Linked DNA regions of Homo sapiens: region 2 is linked to region 1. A link is an interaction called in ENCODE POLR2A ChIA-PET data of the cell type or tissue named here. Cell type or tissue: OCI-LY7. All regions are shown on one strand. Each heading gives the region's core, and the rest is flanking DNA. Links, peaks and the distances in the headings are about the cores only. Region 1 holds the start of CLSPN (claspin). Region 2 overlaps THRAP3 (thyroid hormone receptor associated protein 3).

The links. Peaks named below come from ENCODE experiments on the same cell type or tissue, not always from the same donor. Only the 100,000 strongest peaks of a DNase experiment are listed, where the experiment ranks them.
Region 2: POLR2A ChIA-PET joins it to region 1 with 11 read pairs; 2 of 35 experiments call an interaction of 5 or more read pairs at or near these places.

What each region holds. Positions count from the first base shown.
Region 1 is chr1:35,766,448-35,773,765 of GRCh38, reverse strand. CLSPN (claspin) reads left to right here and starts at 3,788. Exons shown (of 25, transcript NM_022111.4): 1 at 3,788-3,919. The coding sequence starts at 3,896. CLSPN-DT (CLSPN divergent transcript) reads right to left here and starts at 3,671. Exons shown (of 3, transcript NR_199050.1): 1 at 3,518-3,671; 2 at 756-968. RefSeq lists a silencer at 3,946-4,175. In OCI-LY7, for the core only: CTCF peaks have their summits at 4,233 and 4,436; DNase peaks (open chromatin) are centred at 3,705 and 4,265; H3K4me3 peaks cover 2,080 bases; H3K27ac peaks cover 1,603 bases.
Region 2 is chr1:36,271,516-36,278,833 of GRCh38, reverse strand. All of the region lies in intron 2 of THRAP3 (thyroid hormone receptor associated protein 3), which reads right to left. Among named protein-coding and RNA genes, the nearest start is that of SH3D21, 31 kb to the left of the region's middle. In OCI-LY7, for the core only: no CTCF peak of the experiment used is centred there; no DNase peak of the experiment used is centred there.

The sequences.
Region 1 (7,318 bases), core at 2,481-4,980:
GTTAATGTGTAAAATAAAAGTTTCCTGGGGATGGGAGGAGTATGAAGTTGTTGCTTAATGGGCATAGAGTTTCAGTTTTGCAAGATGAAAGGAGTTCTAGGCCAGGCCCGTTGGGTCACACCTGTAATCCCAGCGCTTTGGGAGGCCGAGGTGCATGGGTCACTTGAGGTCAGGAGTTCAAGACTAGCCTGGCCAACATGGTGAAACCCCGTCTCTCCTAAGAATACATACAAAAAAGTAGCCAGGCGTGGTGGCAGGTGCCTGTAATCCCAGCTACTTGGGAGGCTGAGGCAGGAGAATTGCTTGAACCCGGGAGGCAGAGGTTGCAGTGAGCCAAGATAGCACCATTGCATTCCAGCCTAGGCAACAAGAGCAAAACTCCATTTCAAAAAAAAAAAAGAAGAGAAAAAGAAAAGAATTCTGAAGATTGGTAGATTGGTTACATAACAATTTGAATGTACTTCTGAACTGCATACTTTAAAATGGTTAAGATGGTAAATTTCATGTTATATATGTTTTACCACAATAAAAATTGAATGAAAGGTTTTCCTTTCCTAGCTTACCCATGTCCACCCATTGTTCAAATTGGAGCTTTCTCTCTTAGCTTCTGTGATGAGTGAAAAGGTGCTCCCCAAAGATATTTTAAAATACTAATATAAGGAATATTATTTCACTCATTCATTTTCAGAGGGAGCTCAAGAAGTTGTCAAGTGAATGAATTAATTAGTTCAACAAATATTTATCAGTTTTCCTACCTTGAACCTGGGATGTTCTAAGTCCTTTGTTCTCAAAGTGTGGTCTCCAGATCAGCAACACTAGCATCACCAGGGAATTTGTTAGTAATATACATTCCTGTGGGGCACGGTGGTTCATGCCCGTAATCCCAGCACTTTGCGAGGCCGAGATGTGCAGGTTGCTTGAGTCCAGGAGTTTGAGACCAGCTTGGGCAACATGGTGACACCCCGTCTCTACAAAATAAAAAATTAGCTGGGCATGGTGGTGCACACCTGTAGTCCCAGCCACTTGGGAGGCTGAGGTGGAAGGGTTGCTTGAGCCTGGGAGGTTGAGGCTGCAGTGAGCTGTGATCATGCCACTGCACTCAGGGAGAAAAAGAAAAAAAGGAAAGAAAGAAGTATACATCTCTGGACCCCACTTCAGACATACTGAATCAGAAACTTTGGCACTAGGACCCAACAATAGCTGTTTTTACCAGCCTTTCAGATTATTCTGATGCATGCTCAAGTTTAAGAAAGACAATTCTAGGTTGCAATGATACAGAGGCCAAGAAAACAAAACGCCTGTTCTCTTGGAGCAACAACAGACAAATAGATATAAATAAAATTTCAGGCAAAGGAAAGTGTTATCAGGGAAACCAGCATAGGATAAGGAGGCAGAACACAGAGGATGCTCAGGCAGGGTCTTTCTGAGGGGTATGAGCTCTGAAGTCACATAGAGTCTGAAAATTGGCTCCACCAGTTTCTAGCCTTTTAAAAGTCTGGTTTCCTCATCTTCTAAGAAAGAGATAATAATATTACAAGTTTACTCTGAAGATTAAATAAGATAACACTTATAAAATCCTTGCAACTGTTTCTGCCACTGAGTAAGGCTTCAATAAACGTTAGCCCTCCATATATGATGGGGAGTGCCATAGATGTATACCTGGGAATCGTTGATGTAGAAATTAATAGTAAATGGATGAAAAGGTGGATAAACCAAGACACAAAAAGAGAAGAGGATGGATGATGGGCTCTTGTTGGTGGGGACAGAAGTGGATTGAGAGATGGTGGGGAAGTAAAGAAATGAAGATGTGGAGAGGGAGCTTTTTTCTGAACCCAGCTAAAGGTGGAAACTTGGAAGAGGAGGCCAGTGGATTGGGTGAAGAACCAACCATTTGGTATACCTGTGACTGAGGAGGTTCTCAGGATGCAGGACTTTTAGTGCTAAAACTAGGAAAGTCCTGGGCAAGCTGGGCCAAGCTGGCCACACTGGCAGTGGATATGACCATGGAGGGTGAAGTGAGCAATAAATACTCTGACCTTTCTTTCCTGGTGGCCTCTCATCTCCTTACAGTAACCTTATAAGGTGTCTTTACAGGGGCCTGACCCAACCAGAAGGGCAAGGGAGCTGGGATAATACAGTCTAGAGAGGTCAGCCTTGCCTTGACACACACCAGGGTAAAGGAAGGACAGAGAATTGACCTGGAGAGGCAAAAAATAATGGCCAGCACAGTGGCAAAACTGGGATTAGAATTGTCTGGGATAGGCCAGGTGCGGTGACTCACACCTGTAATCCCAGCACTTTGGGAGGCTGAGACGGGCGGATCACGAGGTCAGGAGTTCAAGATCAGCCTGGCCAAAATGGTGAAATCTTGTCTCTACTAAAGTTACAAAAAATTATCTGAGCGTGGTGGCACATGCCTATAATCCTAGCTACTCAGGAGGCTGAGGCAGGAGAATCGCTTGAACCCGGGAGGCGGAGGTTGCAGTGAGCCGAGATCACGCCATTGCACCCAGCCATGGTGACAGGGAGAGACTCTGTCTCAACAAAAAAAAAAAAAAAAAAAAAAGAACTGTGTCTGGGATAAACCTGATTTCAGAGCTTCAATTCTTTTTCCAGCCTTGTTTAAAGGTAGAATGCCCTCTAGGAGTGATGAGTGCTTTCTACATCCTCAAATTAACTCTACAGAGAATTATAAAGATTATCCAACCATATTCTTTGGTATCTGAGCAGCCCACAAAACTTTTTTCTTTAGAGACAAGGTCTCCCTCTATCGCCTACGCTGAAGTGCAGTGGTGCGATCATAACTCACTCTAACCTCAAACTCCTGGACTCAAGCCATCCTCCCACCTCGGCCTCCCAAAGCGTTGAGATTACAAGCGTGAGCCATGGAGCCCGGCCCTCTTTAAAAAATAAAAGTGGGCCGGGCACAGTGGCTCACGCCTGTGAGGGGTATGAGGCCTCCCAGCACTTTGGGAGGCCGAGGCGAGGATCATTTGAGATCAGGAGTTCGAGACCAGCCTGGCCAACATGGTGAAACCCCGTCTCTACTAAAAATACAAAAATTAGCCAGGGGTTGGTGGCGGGTGCCTGTAATCCTAGCTACTCAGGAGGCTGAGGCACGAGAATCGCTTGAACCCGGGAGGCGGAGGTTGCAGTGAGCCGAGATCGCGCCACTGCATTTCATCCTGGCTAACAGAGGGAGACTCCATCTCAAAAAAAAAAAAAGTGTGTGTGTATACACATACATGTGTATGTGTATATATGTGTATGTATATATGTGTGTACATATGTGTGTGTGTGTGTATATATATATATATATATATATATATATATATATATATATATTCAGTGGTAAGTGTCATGTACAAGAGGCACACAGGATCTAGCTGCTCCAGAAATGAAGTCAGTGGAGAAAATCCCCACGGGAACCTTGGAATTCCTCTAAAAAGTTCAGGTACAGGACACTCCCAGGTGCCCAGGAACCGTTTCCCAGCTCACTTCCCCCCGAAAGACTCACCCCTCCAATCGCACTCGATGCTTTGGCAAGTGTCAAAGGTCAAAGACCACGGCTCGCCTGGTACCGACTGCCCCGCCCCCGTGCACCTCCAGCTCCCCCAGGCTCCGCTACCAGCAGCTGCGACCCGCCAACTCAGCCTGGGTAATAGGAGATTGGGCGGCCAGAGGCGCTGCGTGATTGGTGGGTCGGAAGGGGGCGGGGACTCGCTGGAAAGCCCCCTCTGGATTGGTGCAAACCATCTGGGTGGGACCTCCACTCTGGCTGGGCGGGAAAGCAAGAACAGCACTGCTGGGCTGGAGACGGCGGGAGCCGCTGCTCTCCGGCTGAGGGAATCAGAGACAGCTCCGTCCCTAGTGGAGCGCAGGGGAGGCAGAAGTCATGACAGGCGAGGTGGGTTCTGAGGTGAGTTTATGCACACGCCCCCCACGGGGGCTTAGAAGGCCGGGCACCGAGAGGTTAGGTGGGGCCGGGGTAGACCCCGCTGACCCGAGGCGCCCGGGCGGGAGGACTGCGGCTCCCGGCGTTCGCCGCGCCGGCTCCCGCGGCCTCGAGACTCGGCCGGGATGGGTTCCGACCGGGCATCCCGTCCCGCCGCCGGGCTTCCCGCGCTTCGGGCTCCGTGGCCGGAGAGCTCCAGGTCTCTGCGGCGCGCACTGCCGGCAGCCCAGCCCCTCTTCAGCCGGTTCCTGCCGCCAGCCCTCCCCTTTGGCGCGTTTCCTGTCGCGGAAGCTCCTCCCCTCAGGGTGCTCTGAAAGCCGGGAGGCTCTAGCCGAACCCGGCCGCAGCGGTGCGGGGGGATTCTCCGCAGAGAGAGGGCGAGCGAGGGTGTTAGGGAGTTCCACACTGGGCCTGGGAGGGGCCCTGGAGGTCATCGCGCGCAGGCCCTTTGCGTTTTCCGACCGGGCCCCGAGTGGGGAAGTCACCGCTGGGGCTCCTGGCTGGTGGCTGGCAGCTCCCTGGCGAAATTGGGCATAGAAAACAGATGTTTCCAGAGCTGTGTCCTTTCTGGGCCGGATTCGGGCAAGGCACTCCCGCCTTAGGAGCAAAATTTAAAGGGGCGCCAAAACCCTCAATCAAACTCATATTTTAATGCAATATTTTTAAAAAACCAAAATTAATGCAAAAACTTTTTATGATTTGATATTGAACAAAATATCAGACGTTTAAACAAAGACGAGATCCGACCAGTCATTTGCACGACCTTGCCTCAATCACCTCACCCTAATTCCATCCCTGTTTCCAATAAACTTTATTTACAAAAGCGGGCATATTATTTACCTCATGAGCTGTAGATTATTGATTTAATTTTTTAAAAAATATTGCATTAATGTTATTCATTTTGATTACTGAATTTTTTGAGACCTCACCCCACCCTGTTACTGGCCCTGCCCTTTGACGTTGCTGCAAATTGCCTAGAAGATAATCGTCATTCAAAGCAGCCCTATTCCTTGAGCTGTCTGGTTACCTAAATTCGGTTTCCACACTCACAAACAGAAGTAATAGTTTTACTGCTTTGGATTGTTGAGAGGATCATCAGTGCATACATATTAATTCTCAGCAATCCCAGCACTTCGGGAGGCTAAGGCCGGCAGATTGCTTGAGCTCAAGAGTTCGAAACCAGCCTGCATAGAAAACATGGCAAAACCCCGCCTCTACAAAAAAAAAAAAATTAGCCGGGCGTCGCCTGTGGTCCCAGCTACTCGGTCCCAGCTACTCGGGTGGCTGAGGTGAGAGAATCCTTTGGGCCTGGGAGGTCAAGGCTGCAGTGAGCCATGATCCTGCCACTGCACTCCAGCCTAGGTGACAGAGTGAGACACTGTATCAAAAAAAAAAAAAATTTGTACCTTGCATTCAAATCAATTTAATAATTTTTTTTTTTTTGAGACGGAGTCTCGCTCTGTTGCCCAGACTGGAGTGCAGTGGCACAATCTCGGCTCACTGCAACTTCTGTCTCCTGGATTCAAGCGATTCTCCTGCCCCAGCCTCCTGAGCAGCTGGGACTACAGGCACACACCACCACGCCCAGCTAATTTTTGTATTTTTAGTAGATACGGGGTTTTACTGTATTGGCCAGGCTAGTCTCGAACTCCTGACCTTGTGATCCACCCACCTCGGCCTCCCAAAGTGCTGGGATTACAGGCGTGAGCCACCATGCCTGACCAATTTAATAATTTTTTGAGAAACCACTCAGCTGAGGCCTTGTGCCCTGTTACATTACTGATGTTCATATTTCTCCCTTTATTAATAAGTTGATTCAGAGCCCTGAGAACACTAAGGAGGTAGACTTGGCATCTAGGGTTAGCTTTAAGGTCACTAACTGATCAAGTCACCTAACACACCCCTCCTCCTTAGGTTTTTATTTGCGACTTTTTAAACTGTCTTATTTAGAAATTTTCAAACCTATACAACCGTAGAAAGGATGGTATAATGAACCCATCACCTTACTTCAACTACAGTTTGAATATCTCTCGTCTGAAATGCTTGGGACCAGAAGCGTTTTGAATTTCAGATTCATTTTGGATTTTGGAATATTCGCATACACATAATGAGATATCTTGGGGGAGGGACCCAAGTCTAAACATGAAATTCAGTTATATTTCATATATACCTTACACACATAGTCTGAAGGTAATTTTATACAGCATTTTAAAATAATTTCGTGCATGAAGCAAAGGTTTTACTGCAGCTCATCATATGAGGTCAGGTGTGGAATTTTCATCTAGTGGCATCATGTCAGTGCTCAAATATTTTGGAATTGGGAGCATTTCAGATTTTCAGGTTAGAGATGTTCAACCTGTATTTTCAAGTCATGGCCAATCTTGTTTTATTCATACAGCTACCCATTTTTCCTCTCACAGGATTATTTGGAAGAAAATCCAAGATATCATATTATTTGAACCACAAAGATTTTAGTGTGCATATCTAACAAACAAGAGCTTTCCAAAAATAGATACTACGATATTATTACCACACCTAAGAAGTATCTAGTCAGTGTTCAGATTTCTTTGACTCAGAGATATTTCATTTATTTTTATATGCCACTTTAGCATAATTATTTACATTTTTAGTTTTTTGAATCATCATCCGAAGTTGGCATTTTGTAATTGTTTATATTATATATGTGTATATATGCATATATGTATGTATTTTAAGATATACATACATATATAAAGCATACATTTATGTATATAGAAATATACAGGGCCGGTTGTGGTGGCTTACGCTTGTAATTCCAGCATTTTGGGAGGCTGAGGCAGGCGGATCACCTGAGGTCAAAAGTTCGAGACCAGCCTGGCTAACATTGTGAAACCCCGTTTCTACAAAAAATTAGCCGGGCATGGTGGCACGCACCTGTAATCCCAGCTACTCGGGAGGCTGAGGCTGGAGAATCGCTTGAACCCAGGAGGCGGAGGTTGTAGGGAGCCAAGATCGTGCCATTGCACTCCAGCTTGGGCAATAAGAGCGAAACTCCGTCTCAAAAAAAGAAAAAAGGAAATATACATATAGCCGGGCGTGGTGGCTCACGTCTGTAATCCCACCACTTTGGGAGGCTGAGGCGGGCGGATCACCTGAGGTCAGGAGTTGGAGACCAGCCTGACTAACATGGAGAAACCCCATCTCTACTAAAAATACAAAATTAGCCAGACGTGGTGACACATGCCTGTAATCCCAGCTACTCGGGAGGCTGAGGCAGGAGAATCGCTTGAACCTGGGAGGCAGAGGTTGCGGTGAGCCGAGATCGCGCCGTTGCGCTCCATCCTGGGCGACAACGGCAAAACTCCATCTCAAAAAAAAAGAAAT
Region 2 (7,318 bases), core at 2,884-5,383, 500 kb before region 1:
CTCCTGCCTCAGCTTCCCAAGTAGCTGGAATTACAGGCGCCCACCACCATGCCCAGCTAATTTTTTGTACTTTTAGTAAAGACGGGGTTTCACTGTGTTAGCCAGGATGGTCTCGATCTCCTGACTTCGTGATCCGCCCACCTCGGCCTCCCAAAGTGCTGGGATTACATGCGTGATCCACCACGCCTGGCACAAGGACAGAATTTCAAACAGCCTTTTGAATTGATTTCAGATATAATTCTGTCACTAGGAGAAAGAATTTGTTTTCAAACTGTTCTGCAGAGACACTTGAGAGGGTAGCACAAGCCCATCATCCTTTTCAGAAGCCCAAGCCTTCTTGACTCAAACTACTTGTCTAATTACCAAGCAGATCAATGGTCCTTGATCTTGAAAACAGATGCGTTTTACTTAAAACACAATTGTGTTTAAAAAAATTTATCCTTACATTTACGGTCAAAACCCGATTGAAGCCTGGTGCAGTGACTCACGCCTGTAATCTTAGTACTTTGGGAGGCCGAGGCAGGCACATCACCTGGGGTCAGCAGTTTGAGACCAGCCTGGCCAACATGGCAAAACCCCGTCTCTACTAAAAATACAAAAATTAGTCAAATGTGGTGGCAGGCACCTGTAATCCCAGCTACTCAGAAGGCTGAGGCAGGGAGAATTACTTGAACCCAGGAGGTGGAAGTTGCAGTGAGCGAAGATCACGCCAGTGCACTCCAGCCTGGGCAACAAGGCAGGACTCCGTCTTAAAAAAAAAAAAAAAAAAAAGGGGGGCTGGGCTCACGACCGTAACCCCACTCAGCACTTTGAGAGGCCAAGGCAGGTGGATCACCTGAGGTCAGGAGTTCAAGACCAGCCCAGCAAACATGGTTAAACCCCCTCTCTACTAAAAAAAATACTAAAATTAGCTGGGTGTGGCAGCAGGAACCTGTAATCCCAGCTACTTGGGAGGCTGAGGCAGGAGAATCGACTGAACCTGGGGGGCAGAGGTGGCAGTGAGCCTAGATTGTGCCATTGCGATCCAGCTTGGGTGACAAAAGCTGAATTCCGTCTCAAAATAATAATCATAATAATTTTTTAAAAAACCCAATTGACCATACATCTAAAAACTCATTTGGTTTTTCACCCTTTTCAAAAACCAACTGACCATAAATTTAAGGCCAGGCATGGTGGTGCATGCCCACAGTCCCAGCTACTTGGGAGACTTGAGGCAGGAGGATTGCTTGAGCCTGGGAGGTTGAAGATGCAGTGAGCCATGTTTGTGCCACTGCACTCCAGCCTGGGTGACAAAGCACGTTATCTGTCTCCAAAATAAAAAATAAATAAATGTGAGCCAGGCGTGGTGGTTCACACTTGTAATCCCAGCACGTTGGGAGACTGAAGTGGGTGGATCACCTGAGGTCAGGAGTTCGAGACCAGCCTGACCAACATGGCGAAACCCTATCTCTACTAAATATACAAAAAGTAGCCAGGTGTGGTGGCAGCTGCCTGTACACCACTGCACTCCAGCCTGGGTGACAGAGCAAGACTCCATCTCAAAAAATAAAATAAAATAAATGTGAGGCTGGGTGCAGTGGCTGATGCCTGCAATCCCAGCACTTTGGGAGGCAGAGGTGGGCAGATCTCCTGAGGTCAGGAGTTCGAGATCAGCCTGGTCAACATGGTGAAACCCTATCTCTACTAAAAATACAAAAATTAGCCAGGCGTGGTGGCAGGCGCCTGTAATCCCAGCTACTCAGGAGGCTGAGGCAGGAGAATCACTTGAACCTGGGAGGCGGAGGTTGCAGTGAGTCAAGACCGTGCCATTACACTCCAGCCTGGGCAATAAGCATGAAACTCCATCTCAAAACATAAGAATAAAATAAAAATTAAAAAAAGTGTGGATACAAGTCCCTTATTGGATGTATGACTTGCAAGTATTTTCTCCCATTTTGTAGGTTTTCTTTTCACTTTTTTTCTTTATTTATGTTTTTTGAGATGGAGTCTCCCTCTATTTCCCAGGCTAGAGTGCAGTGGCGTGATCTCGGCTCACTGCAGCCTCCACCTCCCCGGTTCAAGTGATTCTCTTGCCTCAGCCTCTCGAGTAGCTGGGATTACATTGGTGCAACACCACACCCAGCTCATTTTTGTATTTTTAATAGAGACGGGGTTTCACCATGTTGATCAGGCTGGTCTCAAACTCCTGACCTCAGGTGATCTGCCTGTCTCAGCCTCCCAAAGTGCTGGGATTACAGGCATGAGCCTCCATGCCCAGCTTTACACTTTCTTGATGCTGTCCTTTGAAGCACCTTTTTTTTTTTTTTTTTTGAGACAGAGTCTGGCTCTGTTGCCCAGGCTGGAGTGCAGTGGCACGATCTCAGCTCACTGCAACCTCCGCCTCCCGGGTTCACACCATTCTCCTGCCTCAGCCTCCCGAGTAGCTGGGACTACAGGCACCCACCACCACAGCTGGCTAATTTTTTGTATTTTTAGTAGAAACGGGGTTTCACCGTGTTAGCCAGGATGGTCTCAATCTTCTGACCTCATGACCCGCCTGCCTGGCCTCCCAAAGTGCTGGGATTACAGGTGTGAGCCACCACACCCAGCCTTGAAGCACATTTTTTTTTTTTTTTTACTCTGCTGAACTCTGTTTTTCTTTTGTTGCTTGTACTTTGTGTGACATGTCTAAGCAGGTTTTGTCTAACCCAAGGTCACAAAGATTTACTCCCAGGTTTTCTTGTAAGGGTTTTCTAGTTTTAGCACTATGTAGGTCTATGATCCATTATGATTTAATTTTTATGAATGTTGTCAAGTATGGGTCCAACTTTATTTAGAGACAGGGTTTCACTCTGTCACTCAGGTTGGAATGCAGTAGTGCAATCTCAACTCACTGCAGCCTCAGTTTCCTGGGCTCAAGTGATCCGCCCACCCCAGTCTCCTGAGTAGCAGAGACTACAGGCATGTGTCACCATGCCTGGCTAATATTTGTATTTTGTAGAGACGGGGTCTCCCCATGTTGTCCAGACTGGTCTGGAACTCCTGGGCTCAAGCAATCCACCCACCTCGGCCTCCCAAGTGTTGGGATTACAGGCATGAGCCACCACACCTAGTCCAACTTTGTTGTTTTGCATGTGGCTATCTAGATCTAGCACCATTTGTTGAAAAGACTATTCTTATCATGCTGTTGCACTCCAGCCTGGGCAATAAGAGTGAAACTCCATCTCAAAAGAAAAAAAAAAAAGAAGACTTTTTTTTTTTTTTTTTTGAGACAGAGTCTTGCTCTGTCACCCAGGCTGGAGTGCAGTGGTGCCATCTCAGCTCACTGCAAGCTCCGCCTCCTGGGTTCACACCATTCTCCTGCCTCAGCCTCCCAAGTAGCTGGGACTACAGGTGCCCACCACCACGCCTGGCTAGTTTTTTGTATTTTTAGTAGAGACAGGGTTTCGCCATGTTAGCCAGGATGGTCTCAATCTCCTGACCTCGTGATCCACCTGCCTCGGCCTCCCAAAGTGCTGGGATTACAGGCGTGAGCCACCACACCCAGACTTTTTTTTTTTTTTTTGAGACAGACTCTCGCTTTGTCGCCCAGGCTGGAGTGCAGTGGTGCGATCTTACCTTGCTGCAAGCTCCGCCTTGCAGATTCATGCCATTCTCCTGCCTCAGCCTCCCAAGTAGCTGGGACTACAGGTGCCTGCCACCATGCCCAGCTAATTTTGTGTGTGTGTGTGTGTGTGTATTTTTTAGTAGAGACGGGGTTTCACCGTGTTAGCCAGGATGGTCTTGATCTCCTGACCTCGTGATCCCCCTGCCCCAGCCTCCCAAAGTGCTGGGATTACAGGTGTGAGCCACCGCGCCCGGCCAAAAAAGACTATTCTTTCCCCACTGAATTGTCCTGGCACCCTTGTCAAAAATCAATTAATTGGCCGGGCACAGTGGCTCACGCCTGTAATCCCAGCACTTTGGGAGGCCAAGGCGGGTGGATCACTTGGTCAAGAAATTGAGATCAGCCTGGCCAACATGGTGAAACCCCGTCTCTACTAAAAATACAAAAATTAGCTGGGCGTGATGGCGCGTGCCTATAATCCCAGCTACTCAGGAGGCTGAAGTAGGAGAACCACTTGAACCCGGGAGGTAGAGGTTGCAGTGAGACAAGATCGCACCATTGCACTCCAGTCTGGGTGACAAGAGCAAAACTCCAACTCAAAAAAAAAAAAAAAAAAAAAAAAGCCCAATTAATCATAAATGTAAGGATTCATTTCCGGACTCTCAATTTTATTCTACTGACCTGTCTGTCTCTCCTTATGTCAACACCACAGTCTTAATTAGTGTAGCTATAGTACATTTTTAAATAAAAAAAAGTGAGTCCTCCAACTTTTCTCTTTTTCAAAATAGTTTTGGCTATTCTAGGTACATGTCCATATGAATTTTAGAATCAGCATGCCAATTTCTGCAAAAAGACCATCTGGGATTTTGACAGTGTGTGTGCTGAATCTGTAGATCAATTTGGAGAATACTGCCATCTTAACAATAGTAAGTCTTCCAAATCCATGAACATGAAATGTCTTTCCACAATGTTTCAGTTTTCTGAATATAAGTTTTACACTGGCCTTTGTTAAATTTATTCCTAAATATATTATTTTGTTGCTACTGCAAATGAAATTACTTACGATTGATTTTCACTTGTTAACAATTTCATTTTCTTATTGTTCATTGCTACTGTATAGAAATACAGCTCATTTTGTCTGTGTGTGTGTGTGTGTGTGTGTGTGTGTGTGACACACACACACACACAGTCTTTTTTTTTTTTTTGAGGTGGAGTCTTGCTCTGTTGCTCAGGATGGAGTGCAGTGGCGTGATCTTGGCTCACTGCAGCCTCCACCTCCTGGGTTCAAGCAATTCTCCTGCCTCAGCCTCCCCAGTAGCTGGGATAATAGGCATGTGCTACCACGCCCAGCTGATTTTTTTTTATTTTTAATAGAGATGGGGTTTCGCCATGTTGGCCAGGCTGGTCTCAAACTCCTGACCTCAAATGATCTGCCACCTCGGCCTCCCAAAGTGCTGGGATTACAAGTGTGAGCCACCATGCCTGGCCTCATTTTTGTATACTGATCTTGTACCTGCAACCTTGCTAAATTCATTTATTAGCTCTAATTGGTTTTTAGTAGAATCCTTAGGTTTTTCTATTTAAGATTACACCATCTGCAAAAAGAGATGATTTTACTTCTTCACCAATTTAGATGCCTCGTGTTTCATTTTCTTGCCTAACTGCTCTGGCTGGAACGTCTAGTACACAATGGTAAATAAAATGGTGAGAGTGGACAGCCTTGTCTTGGTCTTGTTCTTCATCTTAAGGAGAAAGCATTCAGTCTTGCACCTTTAAGTATGATGTTAGCTGTAAATTTTTCATAGATGCCCTTTATCATATTGAGGAAATTCCCTTCTACTTTGTTGACTATTTTTATAATGAGAAGGTGCTGGACTTCACTGAAATGTGTCTACTGAGATTTTCTTGTCTTAAAAGAATGGGAAAAGTTCCCGAGAACTGACTCCATGTGAGCCTGCGCTCCTTATCCCTCTAACCAGGCCTCAGGACGAAGTCTCTACTCTGCTGAGAAGACAGCATGCTTTTCCAGATTAGATAATGCTACATTCGATGACTGTTAGGTAACAAAAAAGAGTTAACTAAATAAGTTTAACAATTCAGGATACCAAACCCAGGAGGCTACAAAATGAACCAGAGACCACATCTGATTTGTTCTCCATTTCATCTTCAGTGCTTTGCGTTTAGCCACAGAGTGGACACTTTGTACTTGTTAAATGAATAAACACACTTTCACGCTTCCTCTTCAATCTCCATTCTCTTCACAAGAAGGAACAATAATTTTAAAAATCAGTTTATCAAATATTAACAATACAGTCAAGGAATAAAATTATGTATGTATCACAGTTCTGCTAACCTAGAAATTGAGATCATTCTCATCCCTTCTACACCTTATTCAAAGGCACATAAGACCAAACTGATCTCGTTAGGGAGACACACTTCATTTACTAGTGCCACGTTTGAACAAAACTTCACTGCCACCAACATCCAGTCAGGAGAGCCATGCTTTCAACAGTCACTAAAGGGAAGAAGTAGGAAATTCTTGGTGAACAAGCCATCAACTGATAGAGATAAGACAGACAAAAATACCAAGAAAGAAATACCACCACCCATAAAGCGTTTTAGACAAAGCAGTGGGGTGGGCCTGACTTGCGTTCTGAATGCCTCTGGACAGTTATGGGAGGAAAGCTGAGCTCAGGTGAAATATGAAACATGTTTACTATTTTACTCTTTTCTCTGGAGGTCATCATCTCCTGAGTAAAAGACACAGAAACAGAATAGAGGGCAGCTGTGATATCTCTAGAGTAACACTCTGCCAAGGCCTCATACTCCACCCCATCCCTGAATAAATCAAATCAGAGACCCCTTCATGACATGTACTCTGCTATTAAGTGGCTCTCAAGTTATTAAGTAAGGTAAATCAGTAAATACTAATTTCAATTCTAAGGTCTTCAATTTATAGAAAAGAATATCCAAATGTGCATTGGGTACTCTCCTAAAAAGTGGGGGTGATGTCCCTCTGGGGAGAATGGTCATTTAATTTAACTGTTTAAAACATTTAAAGATACAGGCTGGGCGTGGTGACTCAAACCTGTAATCCCAGCACTTTGGGAGGCTAAGGAAGGAGGCTTGCTTTTCAGTCCAGAAGTTCAAGGCCAGCCTGGACAACATGGCAAGACCCTGTCTCTACAAAAAAAATAAAAAATAAAAAAATTATCCAGGGCCAGGCACAGTGGCTCAGGCCTGTAACCCCAGCACTTTGGAAAGCCAAAGGGGGTGAATTACTTGAGGTCAGGAGTTCCAGACCAGCCTGGCCAACATGGGAAAACCCCATCTCTATTAAAAATACAAAAATTAGGCCGGGTGCGGTGGCTCACGCCTGTAATCCCAGCACTTTGGGAGGCCGAGGCGGGCTGATCACCTGAGGTTGGGAGTTCAAGACCAGCCTGACCAACATGGAGAAACCCCTTCTCTACTAAAAATACAAAAATTAGCCGGGTGTGGTGGTATGCGTCTGTGATCCCAACTACTAAGGAGGCTGAGGCAGGAGAATTGCTTGAACTCGGGAGGTGGAGGTTGTGGTGAGCGAAGACTGCACTGCACTCCAGCTTGTGCGACAGAAAGAGACTGCATCTCAAAAAAAAAAAAAAAAAAAAAAAGATAAGAAAAAGCCTGGGCACAGTGGCTCATGCCTGTAATCCCAGCACTTTGGGAAGCCAAGGTAGGCAGATCACG